Regions from separate parts of the Homo sapiens genome. Here region 1 is linked to region 2. Evidence: chromatin contacts called from ENCODE Hi-C or POLR2A ChIA-PET data. All regions are on one chromosome and are shown on one strand. The core of a region is the stretch at or near the end of the contact, and the rest is flanking DNA. Distances in the headings are between cores, read along the strand shown.

Evidence for each region. A loop is a pair of places that touch in the nucleus more often than their neighbours do. ChIA-PET counts read pairs that join two places held with the same protein, here RNA polymerase II (POLR2A). Pooled maps may share reads with other maps.
Region 1: a loop to region 2 is called in a map of heart left ventricle, with 1.8 times the contacts of the local background. The contact joins the enhancer-like site here to the promoter of UBE2L5 in region 2. A Hi-C loop is called at or near these places in 2 of 168 maps with a recorded cell type or tissue (MCF 10A and heart left ventricle), 1 of 37 single-sample maps with no recorded cell type and 5 of 50 pooled maps. POLR2A ChIA-PET finds 5 or more read pairs at or near these places in 2 of 52 experiments (GM12878 and HEK293T).

What each region holds. Positions count from the first base shown.
Region 1 is chr13:30,255,305-30,259,351 of GRCh38, reverse strand. KATNAL1 (katanin catalytic subunit A1 like 1) reads left to right here. Exons shown (of 11, transcript NM_032116.5): 4 at 3,737-3,905. Among named protein-coding and RNA genes, the nearest start is that of KATNAL1, 50 kb to the left of the region's middle. RefSeq lists an enhancer at 1,328-1,828. Within about 2 kb of position 1,854, at least 2 of the 41 ENCODE cell types and tissues checked have a DNase peak (open chromatin) inside an H3K27ac peak, as active enhancers do.
Region 2 is chr13:30,419,933-30,423,812 of GRCh38, reverse strand. It overlaps UBE2L5 (ubiquitin conjugating enzyme E2 L5), which reads right to left and starts at 1,320. Exons shown (of 4, transcript NM_001355247.2): 1 at 1,136-1,320. It overlaps LINC01058 (long intergenic non-protein coding RNA 1058), which reads left to right and starts at 1,569. Exons shown (of 2, transcript NR_125771.1): 1 at 1,569-1,596; 2 at 3,868-3,880. RefSeq lists silencers at 1,358-1,647, 2,088-2,267.

The DNA.
Region 1 (4,047 bases), core at 605-3,104, 160 kb after region 2:
TTTTTTTTCTTTGAGATGGAGCCTTGCTGTGTGGCCCAGGCTGGAATGCAGTGGCACGATCTCAACTCACTGCAACCTTTGCCTCTCAGATTCAAGTGATTCTCCTGCCTCAGCCTCCTGAGTAGCTGGGATTACAGGTGCCCACCGCCATGTACAGCTGATTTTTGTATTTTTAGTAGAGACAGGGTTTCGCCATGTTGGCATGGCTGGTCTGGAACTCCTGACCTGTAGTGATCTGCCTGTCTCGGCCTCCCAGAGTGCTGGGATTACAAGTGTGAGCCACTGTGTCCGACCCTTAATACAGCCTTTTACGTTGTATAGCATAGTGCCTTTCATTCATTAAGATTTAGCTATTTGTTGAAAGAATTAATAATATTTTAAAGATTCCTACTTACGATACTTGTTTATAATCTGATAGCAAATAATTAAAAAATTCTAAAGTCCTTTTTAGAACCAGAAGTTATCCTTAATGATTAAATTCTGGAAAGTTACTTGGTTTGTGAAGACACCACTGAAATTTAGTAGAAAAAGGTGGGTCCTATCAGTAAATGCTTCTGGGGTAATTGATTATCCATTTGGGTGAAAAAAAATCGAGATACTCTTCTTCCCCACCTCACGTCGTACAAAAATTAATATAAAATAACCAATACCTAAAATATTAAAAGTAATAAAGTAAAACTTCTAGAAGAAAACATGGGAGGGATATCATCATGATCTTGCGGTAGGCAAAGATTTATTAAACTGGCCACTAAAGCATTAAATATAAAATATTGATAAATTGGACTTACAGAATCATGACCTCTTTATCAAGAAAGATACCATTAAGAGAGGTAAAATACCTTTATAACAGACTTGCACCTGTACATGTACCCCTGAATCTAAAATAAAAGTTGAAAATAAAATGCAAAAATAAAGAAAAGAGCAAATCACACACTGGGAGAAGATATTTGCAAAGCATATATGTGACATAGGACTCGTATCTAGACTATATAAAGCAGTACCAATAACATTTACAAATAATATTGATATTTAATATAGCTTTGAAAGAGGAAGTATTGGATTTCGAAGGAGATGAGGCTTATTTGCATGTGATAGAATAAGGCATATTTCTTATTCCTATAGGGAAATCTCAAATAGGAGAATTGAACACAGCACAGATATTTTTGTCTTTCACCTGCAGATCTAACCAGTTATTCTCTAAATTTGAAGTGCCGTAAGCTAGTACTGTGTCAGTCTGTTTGACCATTAGAGCAGAGGTCAAGGATGCTATGTAATCCTACTAAAGTCTATTTTTACAGAGAGACTAGTAAAAGAAGCCTTGAGACCTTTATTGTTTACACAGCCTGGAAGCTGTCACTGAGTCCTTAAATTGAAGCATGACATTGTGCAGTGATGTGCTAGTGGACAAAGAAGTACAGAACAGAATCAAGGATGTCCTTTGGGAAGTCCACAGAGTCTGTTACAAATGTAATATCCAATTGCAGTGAGATGGAACTGAAGACTTACAAAGCAGAGGCACACTTCCTATGAGACAGGGGCCTTGCCACAAACGACACGTCTGGCTTCTTGAGCAGTTTCACTCAGACTATTTAGGAGCCCATCAGAATATTCAGTGGCAGAACAAGGTCAGTAATGGCAAACACTCAGAATGCAGCCTGTGTAAGAGCTTTGAACCAATTCTTCCACAATACAGCTTTACTGAGCGGGATTTGTGTGGAGAATGGACTACAGCAGGACTCCTAGGCGGCCATTGAATCGCAAGCTGAGGTGGGGAAAGCGCAAGCTGAGGAGGCAGAAGGAATGTTGTCTGAGACCTGCTGCAGTGCACCCTGAGCAGTGAGGTCACAGCAAGCCCAGCCATGGGCAAGCAGCCTGGCATCCAGCTGGGAGGGATGGGATTGCTGTTGGTGAGCAGAGGCTCTGGCTAGCTCTTGAGTCTAAAAAGCAGGACCACAAAGAAAACAGACTATTTAAATAGCAGGTGAAGCCGCTTACAAAAGAGCAAACTTGATGCAAATTCTGTGTGGAAAAGATTGTTGGTCTCATTTTATTGTCTTTGGCCATACCCATAAATCTGACTCAGGAAAGACATTTATATGTACACAAGTGTATACAAATAAAAGTAAAGTTTTACTCTATTACTTTCCACCCCTTCATCCAAAAAAAAAAAATTAGGTCAAAAAACAGTGGTCACATTGAAATACTAGAAATAGAGCAATTTAACAATTACAATTTTTTATTCTTTACCAGACTCGTCACATTTTTATTTTATAGGTAGAATGCTTAAAAGACTACTAATGTCCTAAAGATGATAATGTAATAATACTTTAAATTTTAAAATGCCTCATAGCCATTACTATGCACTATTTTGTAGTTGCTTTCCTGAGGATTTCTTTCACAAGATTGCTTGTCTTTGTCTCCTCCTAGGGTCAGTGTGGTAGAGGCCATATACCACCTAATGGGTGCCTCAGTAAATACTTGTTTAACTGGACTGAACTCCAAGGATTAAGATGTCAGTGTATGTTTACCTCATAGATAGACATACGGTTTTTGCCGGCCTTCTAGAAATTTCACGATGTAGTCTAATTCCAACATCTAAATATGCTGTATCAGACTCACAACATGTTAACACATTTTTTTTTCTTTTTTTTTCTTTTTCTTACTGTTTTGGCCCTTAGTTTGCAACCTTCATGGCTTTTTATCCATTTTCCTATCTTTGAATTATGCATATGTGTCACCTTTTCTGATATGAGGAACGGAACTCCATGATGAGTTAGGTGAATTATAAGTGTGAGGCTGGAAAGGGGATAATAATAGATATGGCATGTGGTTAAAAATGGAATACACATATGGGATCTAGAGGGCTACAGATACATACATAGCTATAGAAAGAGAAAAGGTAGGAAAACAGAGGTAGAGACATTTCAAGAGAGAACTAAGATTAGACACGAAGTGATAGAGTCCCTTTCCCAAGAATCAAAAAGAGACAAAAACTGTGCTGAGAAGCCTCAAAACTTTAATGTTTGCAGGAGACAAGTTCCACAGTAGATGAAACAAAATATGTTATTTTGCATGCATACTTATATGTATTTATCAAAATTTTTAATCACATTTGGAGGACTGTATAATTTGAATGATTCTGTGATTTTTAGACATTCTCAAAACATGAATATTTTAAAACATAATTACTTAAAGAAGATTTCATTGTTAGCTCTGCCATTTGTAATTTGATGAATGAAATGTTTAATTTTCCATTATAGAAGCAGAGAAAATCATCTTGGTTGTAAAACAGAAATTAGTAAACTGTACAAATAGACTTATTTAGAACTTCTGTCCTTACAGCTTTTAATGCTTTTTTCTAAAAAAAAGTTACTTATTCTTGGTTTAGGACAGTAATGAATAAAATTATTGCCTTTCCATTATGTTGTTAAGATTATTAGATAGGGATAGTCTGTGTTGCCCTCTATTGGTGATTAATAATTAACTTTTGACAGAATAATTGCTGCTTTATGTGTCATTTGTGTGTATTTAATAATTGTATCAGCCAGTATATTTTAGAAAAAAGAATTTGGGAAAACTAACCTAATAGTTGTGGCCATGAATTGGCCAAAGGTGAAAAAATTAGCTTTCGGGCTTTTTGATTTAACAATTTTATTGACTAAGATAGTATTGACATACTTTTGCCTTTGATTAATTTTAATTTTAATTTTAATTTTTTTTTTTTTTTTTTTGTCAGAGCTCCACCTCAGATCAGGCGTCCCAATCGAGAAGTAAGACCTCTGAGGAAAGAAATGGCAGGAGTAGGAGCCCGGGGACCTGTAGGCCGAGCACATCCTATATCAAAGAGTGAAAAGCCTTCTACAAGTAGGGACAAGGACTATAGAGCAAGAGGGAGAGATGACAAGGCAAGATGCTGTCTTTCTGTAATTCACTCACTTGAAGCCCAGGACTTTTGGTGGATGTTATGATTTTTGTTGGCTTTTCAAGATACCCTGGTTTTGACGTGGAAGAGTTAGAAAAAAGTCTCATTCAAAGCCTAAGTAGTCT
Region 2 (3,880 bases), core at 71-2,570:
AATTTAGGAAAACATGCATTGCATCGTCTTTCAATTTTATGCAAGTGTATCAGATGTGGCCTGAAGGCCAAATTTTTGTGAACTGGAATTGCATCTTTCTATTACCCTACCTTCCCACCGTAAGGATGCCTCATTCTGGTTTTTGAGTGATCTTTAATGAGCACTGGCCAATTTTAAATATATGATTCCCCGGCCTTTCAGTTTATTTTATTTTTTTGAGACAAGGTCTGGCTGTAGTGCAGTGGTGCTATCTTGGCTCACTACAACCTTCACTTCCCAGGCTCATGCCATCCTCCTGTCTCAGCCTCCCTAATAGCTGGAACTACAGGTGTGCACCACCACACCCAGCTAATACTGTATTTTTTTAGAGATGGAGTTTCACTATGTTGCCCAGGCTGCTCTTGAACTCCTGGACTCAAATGATCCTCCTGCCTCAGCCTCCCAAAGTGCTGGGATTACAGGCGTTGAGCCACCACACCCGGCCCTAGTTTATTTTAAAGGAAAATAGAGTAAACTCTCCGGGGGAAGAACCTCCAGTTTAATAACACTCCATATTGTATCTGCTTTATTGTAATTGTATTTGGAGATTTTCCAGATGGAACTTCTCTGTATAGAAGCCTTAAACCTGCTGTGTTTCAGAGCAGAAGTTATCCATGTCTGTCTGTCTCTGACACACATGCACAAAAACTAGATATGTGATTTACTATACATGACATGATAAACAACATTCTAAAGCAGTAAGTTTAGAACAACAAACTGAGTTTTGTCATTGCTATTATTTAATGATTTTATCATGTTACTTTATGTAGAATGGCTATGGAATAATTAATTAGGTTTTGTTGTGGTTTTTAATATCTCCACAGTCTAAATAATAAACCATTTTCCCGATATTGGCACCGCTTTAGAAGAGATTTTCTTATCTATTTTTTGACAGAGTTAAAAAGGTGCCTCTCCCTCTGTGTCCTAATTTTTGCAACGTGTGTGCATTTATTACGTGTCACCAAGCGAGGCAATGCTAACCTAGCAAAGCAGAAATCATCACCAGAGCAAATTAATGCAATGTCACCCGCTGACCGATGTTAAACGCAGCAGAGACTCACAAGCATCCTTGTGAATGGATTAAAAAGGCACTTACAGGGATGACCCGCAAAGATCCTAGTTTCAAGACACAACAAAAAGCCTCCAGGAAGTGAAGCCAGCAGGTTCTAATCTCATTTATTTTCACGGCTATGTTTTTTTAATTGTAGTTTTCCACTGTAAAACCAAAGAGCATCAAAGGAGAACAGCTTTCCCTCTCCCGGAAGCCTCACGGAGCGGAGTTCCCTGAGCTGCGCGGCCGCCGGTCACGGGGAAGTGCCCCGCGCGCGGAGCTCCCCAAGCGCCCAGCCCTGCCTGCGCCGCAGCCGCCACCACCGCTGCCACCACCGCCGCCGCGGCCAGGGAGCTGCGCTGGGCGGGGCTGGGCTGGGCTGGGCTGGGCTGGGCTGGGCTGGGAGGGGCGGGGCGGGGCGGGGCGGGGCGGGCGTCCGTAGTTATTTATTTATTTAGCGGCTGCAGAAAAGCTCTGCGGCGCTCGCGAAACCCGAAGACTTGCAGGTAGCCAGGCGCTCCCACTCGTCCAACAGCTCCCGGGCTGGCTTGGGAGAAACTAAGGAACTTGCTTCGCCCCCCCGCCGCTCCCTGGGGCCGCTCGCCACCCGCGGAACTTGCCATCCCCGCTCTTCCCCACTTTCTACCCCCACCTCCGCCCGCCCCACCTTCCCCTTTCCCCGCTTTCCCCTCTCCCACCTCCTCCTTCTCTCCCCTCCCACATCCCCGGTCTCCCACTTCCCCCTCCTTCCCGACCCACCTCTCCCTCCTCCCCGCCCCACCTCTCCCTCCTCCCCGCCCCACCTCTCCCTCCTCCCCTTCCTCCTCCTCCCCCCCGCTCCTCTCCTTACCACCTCCTCCGCCCTCCCCCACCTCCTCCCCGGTCCCTTCTCCACCCCCTCTTTCCCCACTCCGCTCCCCGGGCGGCGGGCGGCTCCCTGGCTCCGGCGTGTACAGATTTGGGCAGAATGTGGTTCCAAGGCTCTCGGTCAAGAATTCGGAGGAGGAAAGTTTGCTGGCGGCGCCGCGGCTCACACCACTCCCCGCCCTGGGGGCGGTCCTCGAGGCCGGGCCCCGCCGCCCGTGCTTCCCTTCCCGGAGCCTTCGCTCTTCCCCGGGAAGGCCCGGCCTTACATAAGGGCCCGTGCGCCCGCCCCAGCCCTGTGGGCAGCGCGCTCTTGCTCTGCTCAGTTTAACGAAGATTCTGCTCCTGAAACTTAGTACAGATAAAAAGGGCAGCGGTCCGTTTCATTTTAGACAGGAAAATGAGGGCGCAAAAGGGGACTGAGGGAGAGAGGCCAGAGAACAAGACAGCAGGTTCGTGCTGGTGGCAGGTGGATGGGTAGAAGGTTCCTTGAGAGCGGAATTTCCTATTTGGATGCCTGTGCAGAGGGAAGTGGCTGTAAAGATCAAGTAGCTTTGATAACGCCAAGGTAGCCTGGACAACAGAAGCCCAGGGAAGGAAAGGGGGCGGGACTTATGCTGCCAGAAAGGATGATCACTATCCGGATCTTCAGTAGGACCCGCGCCTCAGCGAGGGCGCGTGTAGAGGAGATGTGGGTATGGGCCATGTGCAGGGAGCATAATGCCTGCGTCTCCAGCGCAGGCCTGGCATACAACAGGCACACCATAAACAGCTAACACGTGGGCACTGTGCTAAAACTTTGCCAACTTGGTTGCATTTAATCCTTAGAACAATTGAGCCCTCCTTACTCCCATTTTACACACGGGAGACTGAGACCTGGATGGGCTAAGTGACTTGGCCATGACCACACAGCTCTTTGCAGCCGACCGAGGACTCAAACCTTGGACTCCAAAACTCATGCTATGGGACAACTTCGTATTTGGGAGGCGTAATACAAAAGGGTTCAGCTTTGGGGCAGAGTGAAGGGGCACCGCGTTTCGAAGATGGGCAGGTAGGCTTGCAGCAGGTGGATATGTATGTTCCCACAGTTCTCTCACACTCACATTTCACCATGGACACAGCAGAGCTTTACCCCTCAGGACGTTACTGAGGCGGTTCATTAGCCCGAGTTTCTGAATTCCTCTACTTCCTCCACAGTGGGTACTTGAGGAGCTGTTGTCTCTGGTTAACCCAAGTCTCCTTGTGGCTCTTTAGGGAAATTCCCTGTGCCCAAGACTGGTATCCATGTGCAGAGTTACTGGACTATCCAACGGGATTAAAAACAATTCCCCAAATTCCCATTCTTCTGGGAATTCGTGGGATTCCTGGCCCACACAATATTTTATAAGGGGCCTAACCTGGAGCCTAAGGATGTGGGTGTGCAGGAGTAATGATGATGGGACATTCTTAGTCTAGCGTGAATGTGTGTCCCTTTGCTGCTTCTCCCCAGCAACTATGAAACACCTGATACTGTTAGGCCCCTCCGATAGTTTCTTTTTAAACGGTTTTGAGATCCCACTAAGGATGTTTTTTTTTGCTTCAGTTGCTATTTTTACTACCGCTTAACATCCACACACTCATACGAACCCAGAAGACACCCTAATCCCCCCCAAAAGTGAGAGAAAGATTTGACATCCCAGCCTGCTAAGGAAGTCAGTGGGAAGCCTGGTTTTCAAATCAAATGTCTACACATGTTCCAATAGAGTACAGAGAAAATCGGTGTTTAAGAGCCCATGTGGTGGGATAATACCTTAGGGTGCTATCTGATAGTTCATTTATTTCTAAACCTAGTGTAGCTGCCATATTGATAATTAAATATCCCATAGGAGCTCTAGGAGGGTCTCCTCGTGTTATCCCTTCTCCTTTTTTTTTAGGGTAAGAACTGAA